2 separate regions of the Homo sapiens genome follow, and region 1 is linked to region 2. Evidence: chromatin contacts called from ENCODE Hi-C or POLR2A ChIA-PET data. All regions are on one chromosome and are shown on one strand. Each heading gives the region's core, a stretch centred on a gene start or an enhancer-like site at or near the end of the contact. The rest is flanking DNA. Distances are from core to core; before and after follow the strand shown.

Evidence for each region. A loop is a pair of places that touch in the nucleus more often than their neighbours do. ChIA-PET counts read pairs that join two places held with the same protein, here RNA polymerase II (POLR2A). Pooled maps may share reads with other maps.
Region 1: a loop to region 2 is called in a pooled map, with 11 times the contacts of the local background. The contact joins the enhancer-like site here to the promoter of DLGAP4 in region 2. A Hi-C loop is called at or near these places in 4 of 50 pooled maps. POLR2A ChIA-PET finds 5 or more read pairs at or near these places in 2 of 52 experiments (H1 and naive thymus-derived CD4-positive, alpha-beta T cell).

What each region holds. Positions count from the first base shown.
Region 1 is chr20:36,491,023-36,494,897 of GRCh38, forward strand. The region is part of intron 7 of DLGAP4 (DLG associated protein 4); the gene reads left to right. Among named protein-coding and RNA genes, the nearest start is that of MYL9, 49 kb to the right of the region's middle. Within about 2 kb of position 2,154, at least 24 of the 41 ENCODE cell types and tissues checked have a DNase peak (open chromatin) inside an H3K27ac peak, as active enhancers do.
Region 2 is chr20:36,304,938-36,309,253 of GRCh38, forward strand. DLGAP4 (DLG associated protein 4) reads left to right here and starts at 1,402. Exons shown (of 13, transcript NM_001365621.2): 1 at 1,402-1,575.

The sequences.
Region 1 (3,875 bases), core at 904-3,403, 190 kb after region 2:
TCTCTACTAAAAAAAAAAAAAAAAAAAAATACAAAAATTAGCCAGGCATGGTGGTGCATGCCTGTAATCCCAGCTACTCAGGAGGCTGAGGCCTGGGAAGTGGAGGATGCAGTGAGCCAAGATCGCACCACTGCACTCCAGCCTGGGCGACAGAACAAGACTCTGTCTCAAAAAAAAAAAAAATGCAGAAACAAATTCATTCTGACCTGATAAATACAGTTTGGAGGATAAAATCTTGGGGTAGAAGACAGAAATAATGAGATAAAGGAAGCTTCTCTAGAAGAAGCAAGGACTTAGGTGCTGCGAGGTAGGGAGGCTGGGCTAGATACCTGGGGCTGGGAGCAGGCTGCACGGAGGATGCATCGCACAACTGGCTTGTGTCTGGGCTGTGGCATGAGGGACCTGCATGGCTGAGAGGGGGTCAGGAGAAGCAAGCATGCAGCCCATGGGGATGGGTGGTTTCACGTGCTGTGGTTTAGGGGCTGGCAGGAAGCATGGAGAACAGGGGAAGGGGGCTCCAGCAGAAACCCATGCATGTGTAAAGGCTTGGATGCACGGAGGTGTGCCGTGTTTGGGAATGGTGCACTGTGCATTTGGTTCTCTGAAGCTGGAAGGGGTATGCTGAGGGGGTGGGAGGGGCATGAGATGAAGCTGCTGAGATGGATGGGCAGGGACCAAGCAAAAAGGGCTCAGGTTTGGGAGGAGCCCTAGAACCTTGGATACTAAAGTGTTGGGAGCCTTTGCTATATGGCCAAATAATCTGGGTTTTTGGCAACTGAGGGTTTTTGTAGTGATAATGAGGTTTATTTTCTCTTTCAACAAATTATTGAGAGCCTTTGTGCTTGAGGCATAACCCCAATCCTGGCATGTGGCATGATTTGTCAGGACAGAGTTCCCTCAATTGCCCCAGGCCTGTAGCTGTCAGTTGACTCCTCCAAGCCCGTGGACTGATGTGGTCAGTGCTCTGATGGAGATTCCCAGGTGGAAGAAGAGACGGCAGTCGGGAGGCTCTCAGAGGAAGAAATTCTGAAACTTGTGGGTAGCTGAGGGAAGCCTTCCAGGCAGAAGAACAGTATGTGTGAAGGCCCCAGCGGGGGAGGAAGTGGCCGGGGTGAGGTATTGGAAGAGGTGGGGGTGAGGTATTTCCTCACTATATTTCCTGCATTCACACATTTGAAATGAGAGCTCTCCTGTACAAGGTTAGGTCCCATCTCCCTGCTTCAGGGAGGCAATACTCAGAGCTGAGGGGTGCCTGTCCCCCAGGGAGCCCCTGAAGCCCCAAAATCTTGTATGCTAGACAACACCACTTATCTGGCTGTGGCCTGTGTGTGCCTCAGGAGACAGAGGATCCAAGATCAGCTCACTTTCCTCTTACCGAATCAGGCCTGGACTTGCTTTCTGGCTGGGTTACTTTCCCTCTGATGACTGGCTGCCTAGGCCAGGGCTCAGGGCGTCTGAGGGTGCTTAGTAGAACTCTGGGCCCAGCAGCTCTGAGAGAGAGGCTGGAGGGTCAGTCCTTTGTCCAGACCCTGACTGTGGGCAGTCCTGTTGTCTTCCATTGGGAAGAAGGTGTGCCTCTTCCCACCAGAACCTCGTGAATGCTGCATGCACACTCTTCATGGACAGTGTCATCCCTACCCCACAGATGGGAACAAGGACTCTGGTGTCACACAGCCTAAGCTAGGCTTAGTGCCCAGTTCTTGCTCCCCCATACTAACTGCTACCCTCCTAAGGGAGATATACTCCCTTAAACATTTTGAGCAAATTGAGGTTGGCTTCCGTTTTCTGATCTAGGGCAAAAAACCCCATTTGTTTGGGACTTTAGGTCAAACAAATCCATTCCTTTCCTGAAATCCTCAGTGAGTTAGTCCTGTCTCTGCTGGTGGCCATAGATTTCAAGAGTTGCTCTAAACAAACGTCCAGGTCTTGGTGGAAACTGTCCCTGGGCCAGTCAGAGAACCAGCCCAGACTCCCTGCCAGTGGCTGGGGAGTGGTAGAAATTTGGCTCGCCCCCCCATCCCCACCCTACCCACAGGCCCAGTTGTGTCTGTACCAGAAATGAGGAGTGATGCCAAGCCTAGGCCTGGCCCAGCCTTAGCTTCTGCAATGCAACCTATGTAATCACACCCATTTTACAAGGAGGAAACTGGGGCCATACAACAGGTCAGTGACAAGAGCTGGGACCTGAACTCAGGCTAGTCTGGTTCCACACTGCCCCCTGGCTTCTGGACCCTTACCACCAAAATGACTCTGAAACTAGAGAATTTCAGGATTTCAGACATCAGTGGAGAGGGCATTCGCAGAGGGGATCTTCCCTGCAGTCACAGTGATGGGAGGCTCCACACCCATCCTTGAGGGAGAAGATGAATGGGGCAGTGCTTTGAGTTTGTCAGGGGCTGTGTGAATGCAGTATGCTGTGACCCAGTGAGAATCCCTCCCGCCCTTCCGGAACAGAGGAGAGTTCTGAGAAGCCCAGAGGGCAAGCAGGAGCCTGGAAGCCAGGCCTCTGCCTCCGTCGAGGCCCTTTCTACTCCCACAGTCAGATTTTGGTTTGTTGTGCCCCTGCAGACTGGTCCCAGGGCCCAGCAGGATGCTGTAGGGATGTGGTGATGAGTGAAGGCCCCAAACACCGGCAGCCCAGCCCAGCCCAGCCCAGCGAGGAGGGGCCCAAGGCCTGGAGAGCAGAGTGAGGTGGCTGTGCCGTGGAGCAGATGCGGCTGCTGCTTACTCCTGCAACTTTGAGCAAGTTGTATAACCTTCCTGAGCTTCACGTGCCCCACCTGCAAAGTGGGCATAGTCACGATCTCCACCTCACAGGCTCTGAGGCTTACGTTAGAAAGCCGCAAAGCTGCTGAGCACAGCTTAGTAAATGACCCAGCTTTTGGCCCGCAGCCTGTGCCTTGTGGCCAGCTGAACGCAGTTGCTCCTCTTCGCTGAGCAGGCGTGTCCCTCCTCTCTCAGGATGATGTGTTGGAGAGCCATTCTTCTTTTGACCTGAGCCCTGCCTCCTGCCTCCCTGCTGCCTTTCTTCTGGCCCAGAGAGGTAGCTGTCCTTCTGCCTGTACACTGCTCTTAGGTTGGTAACCAGAGATGCAGGTGTCTGTCTGGGGGATCTCTGAGTTTTCTCAAGGCCTGAGCAGGACTGGGACATTTCAAACAGACGAGTAGGAAGTGAGTGCTCCTGGCTTGGAACTCAGAGCACTTTGTGGCCTCTGGACTAGGCTGGGCACAAGGCACAGCATCCAGTTCCCTGGGCTTAACATCGTGGCATGTGTTACTTTCAAAGAACTCACTGCAGAGCTGTTTCTCTGCTGATGAGGGCTCCTGGCTTTTCTGGAATCCACTAGAAGGCCTTGGTTTCATAGATGTCTATTGGATGAACAGATGGATTATTTTAAATTAAATTTTATTTTTAGATAATTGTAGATTCACATGCAGTTGTAAAAAATAATACAAAGGGATTCTTCATACCCCTTACTCGATTTCCCTCAATAGTAAGACCTTGCAAAACTAATACATTCTCACATCCAGAATATCGACAGATACAATCCACCCATCTTATTCAGATTTCCCCAGTTCCACTTGTGTGTGTGTTAGTGCTATGCAGTTTTATCACATGCATACATTCATGTAACCATCCCCACACTCAATACAGGACTATTCCATCACTTCATACAAGGGTCCCTCTTGTTACCTTTTTATAGCCACACCTACTTCCCTCCTTGCCCTCCCCTTCACCCTCTCCCTAGTGACCACCTCTGCCCTAGCAACTACTAATCTGTTCTCTAGGTCATTTCAAGAATGTTATAGGCCAGGCACAGTGGCTCACACCTATAATCCCAGCATTTTGGGAGACTGAGGCAGGAGGATCCCTT
Region 2 (4,316 bases), core at 152-2,651:
GCCAAGATCTTCCCACTGCTCCAGGGAGCCCACTCTCCTCCTTGCTGACACCCTGCCCAAACATGCCACCTCTTTGCCTGCTGCATGCAGGTGTTAAACTCACCTTTCCATCCAGGCTTTACTGAAGCCCTGCCTCTTCCAGGAAGCCCTCTTGGGCAGCGCTGGGCCTCAGGGTGTCATCTCCTCTGAGTGACCTCCTCTCACCCCAGTTGTTAGAGCCAGAGAAGATAGAGACAAACCCAGACCAGACACTGGGGAAAGGGGAATGTGTTCTGGAGAAAGGAAATATGGGTAGACTAGTAGGGAGTGTGAGAAGCTGGGGTACGAAACAGATTGCTCTGGGCCTTGATGGATGAGTAGGAGTTTGTCAGGTAGAGAGGTGGGAGGGCATGGCAGGCACAGGGAAAGGCAGAGGCTGGGCACTGAAACAGTCATCACTGGGTTGGGGATGTGAGCAGGGTGGGTGGGTGGTGGAGGAGACTGGAACAGGGCTGTGAGGAGCCTTGCAGGCCACCCTTTCACGCCATTCTGACCCTTCTGCATTCAGAGGCATTCTCTGGAGATGGCTGTGTGTGGGAGCCAGAGAAGGCAGGCACATTCATTTGACACCTACTGAATGCCAGGCACCGGTAAAGAGCTCATACCCATGATCTCTTTGGTTTCTCACCCAAGTTGGGGATAGAGACTCGTGGTGTCCCCATTTTACAGGTGGAGGAATGGGGCTCAGAGAGGGACAGTCTTTTGTCTGTAACCACAGAGCCAGGAGAGGCAGGGCTGGTACGCAGTTCAGGTTCATCCCACTCCAGAGACTGCATTTAACCCCCGTTCAGCCAGAGGCTAGAAGACACCTGGGAGAGGGTTCTGCGGAAGCAGGTCACCGGGAGGGGGCACCCATTCCTAGAGGCAGGAGCCCCAAGTTCTCGGGGGTGGGGTGGTTCCTGACTGGCGCGGTGTGACCCGGGCCAGTCTCGTTCTCTCTGGGCCTCAGTTTCCCTCCTCCACGGGGCGGCGATGGTCAACACAGGTTCCTGCCGGCCCGCCCCGTAGCCTGGGGTTCCAGGCTCCCGTGCCACCGCGGCCCGCGCTGTGTGACCTTGTTCCAGTAGCCTGCCCTCTCTGGACTGGCGGCCCCGGATTTCCAAGCGCTCTTCCGGATCGCGACAGAGCGGTCGCCCGCTGCGGAGACCCTCCCCCTTCCCCCGGGTTGCGGGGGCGTGGGTGGGGGTGGGGCGCCAGGAACGGCGCGGGCCCCCCCAAGGCCCCCCCAGCCCCGCGCCCGCGGCCCGATCCGCGCCTGGTTTTGGGCGCAGCCGCACGGCCCCCTCCCCCGCGCTCCTCTCCCCTCTCCCCGCCCCCTCCCCGCCGCTCTCGGGGAGCCGGGGCCGCACGGCTCCTCCTCCCGCAGCCGCATCTGGGGCGCCGCGCCGGCCGGAGGAGAGGCATGGGGCGCCCGCGGGCCGGAGCCGGGGCGGGGGCCGGGGCCTAGGCGCGCGGACCTGCGAGCGGACCCGAGAGGCGGCGGCGGCGCAGCGGAACGGCAGAGCGGGCCGGAGGCGGCCGAGGCGCCCGGCGCAGGTGAGGGCGCGGGGGTGGCGCGCGGCGGCTCCTACCCCCTTCCCGGGCCGGCGCGCTCCGTCCCTCGGCTAGACCCCCCGATCTGGTCTCCTCCCCGACAGACCTCCCTGAACCGGGGGACGGCGCTGGCGCAGAAAAGCCCCCTCCCCTGCCAGTTCTGTCTTCCGATCCCGGGTCCGAGGGGCCGGCTGTGCGGCTGGGAAGCGCCTTCTCCGGTTGGGATCGCCCCATCCATGTCTCCCCGGACCCTCAAATCGGGGGCGGCGGCACCGGGGCCCGGAACCCCTGTCCGGGACCGGATCCCCATTCCGGCTCTTTTTCCCGCGGACTCCCCCGTACCCCATATCAAGCGGCTGCCAAAGCCTGGAAGCCCCCTCCTCAGGCCCGCCCCCTAATCCGCAGGGCGGCCTGGGGGTCAGGCGGACCCCTCCCGTGCCCGGCCAACCTTGGCGCTTGGGAGAGCAGGGCTATGCCGGCCCGGGCATTCCTCCATTCAACCCAGCTGCCTCGGATCCCGTCTCGGTAGACCCGGGAGCCGCCGGCTCCCCCCTTCCCGAGCTCTTTCCCTGACCTGGCATCTGGGGAGGGGGCGGGGGCAGCACCCCCCTCCCGCGCTGCATAGCGCCCCCTCCCTGTTTGCGTCCCTGGGAGGGGCTGGGCTGACCCGGGCACCTGGGCTGGGGGGGCACTCACATGGCTACCGGAGGCCCCCACGTGCGGCGCCCCGCGGAGACAGGGGTTCGCGTTCAGAGCTGGTGGCGGATGGACCAGGTGGCCGCGGGGACCAGCTGGGTCCAGATGTGCTGGGCCTGCTGGAAGGGGACAGGTGCTACCTGGACGTGTAATGGCCCTTGGTCTCTTTTGGCCGAACCTGCCGCTCCGATCCCCCTCCATCCCTTCATCCCTCCATCCCTCCATCCCTCCATCCCTCCGGCCCTTCTCCCCTTCTTCCTCCGCTGCCTGTGTTGCAGAGAGGGGCTGTCAGAGACTGTTGATGTGGGAAAAAATGAAATGGGGGAGGGGTTGTGATTGGCAAAGGCCAGTTGTGCCGGGAGCGGTGGGTAGAGGAGGTGCCCTGAGAATGGGAAGCCCTAAGCTTGGAGGGCAGCGCTGATGGGGAGAGGGTTCCTGGCACCCCCACCTGCCTGGAAGTGGAAATGACATAGCGGGAGGGGGCTGCAGTTCCAGCCCCCGGGGGACTGGCCTGCCCTGCCTCTACCTCCACTGCACCTCCTCTCCAAGCCTAGTCCCCAGTAGGGAGGGGGGAGTCCTGGCTCTCTCTGCCTCTGAGCCCTCACTTGTGGGAGGGGGCTGTTTTCCGCCAGCTGGAAGTGGTGGGAATCAGTTGTACAGGACCATCTCCTAGAATGCCTGTTGGAAGAGCCCTGTTTCTGTCCCTCCTTGGTGGCCACCTCTCTCTTGCCTTCTCTGCCAGAGGGCACTGGGCTGCCTGGTCCCAGGGTGGGGCTGCAGAGCTGGTGCCCTGGCCTGGCCGATGGGTGGCTGGAGTGTTGGAGCCACCACCAGGCCCTAGAGCCGGCTGTCGGGGCCAGTCAGCAGCAGACTCCGAGTGTGTTCCCAGCAGCTCCGGAGACGCTGGCTGTGCACGTGGGGCTGGCTAGAGTGCCTGTCTCCCGCTGTGGCAGGGGTAGGCCAGGGATCCTGTGTCCTCCAGGAGCTGGGACAGCGCAACTCAACTTCTGGGAGTGTGCCCGTGTGTGGTGTCCATGGCGACCCCGTACTCACCTGCCAGAGGCCTGGTGAGGCCTGTGCTGGGCGCTGGGGAGTGCAATGGCTGACAGGGTCCCCACCTCCAGGAGCCTCTTTTTTGTTGGGGGAGGCAGCCTGTGTCAGGCATTGGAGACAGTGTCCATGCTGAAGAGAAACTGTGAGCTGGACGGGACCTGATGGCTGGGTTATGTGGAACCCCGGGTGCCAGCCTTGAGATGGAACTGCAGGTCTGAGGGCTGTGCCCCGGGCGTGAAGCTGCCTGGCAGCTGAGTTGGTGTTTTTGAAGGAAGGCTGTGCAGCACTTGGGAACTAGGAGAGAATGTGTGCTTTGGAGCTTTCGGGAGACGCTGACGTATCGGATGTATCGGGGCACCCACTGACATCTCATTAGGTTCTTGTGTGGTTTGTGAGCCACAGGCTTCGTAAATGCCAGCAGTTTCACATGATGGGGAGGCTCTGAGGAACTGTATCCCGGGCACCGTATGTGACAGAAGCAGGTGGTCCCTACCCTCCTATACTTCCGTGATGGGTATTCATTCATTCAGAAAAGCATTAGAAAATCGCATTTGCTAACATCAGTGCATTTGAACACTTTCATTTAAACATTCTGAAATGTGAATTAATAAAATCTTGAATGCAGGGTTTTTTTTTATAGAAAGTACACAGTAGGTACTCAATAAATGTCATGGCTCCCAGGATGAAACCCAACCTCCCCCTCCCCCAACTAGCTACTTTCTAGCCACCTCTTGCTCCCCACCCCCTCCCTCTTTGGCTCGGGTCCCCCTGGCGGGCCTTCAGTTCCTGGAACAGGCCACGTTCCCTCCAGCTTCAGGGTCTTCACACATGCTGGCTCCTCTGCCTGAACATCCCCAGCCCCCTTCTCCCACGTGCCTGTTTCACTACTGCTCATCACCCAAGCTTAAGCATCGCTTCCAAAAGAAAGCCTTCCTCGATGCCCAGGCCAGGCTGTGTCACTGTCACCACCCGCCCAGCCCCGTGGGCCTCTGCTT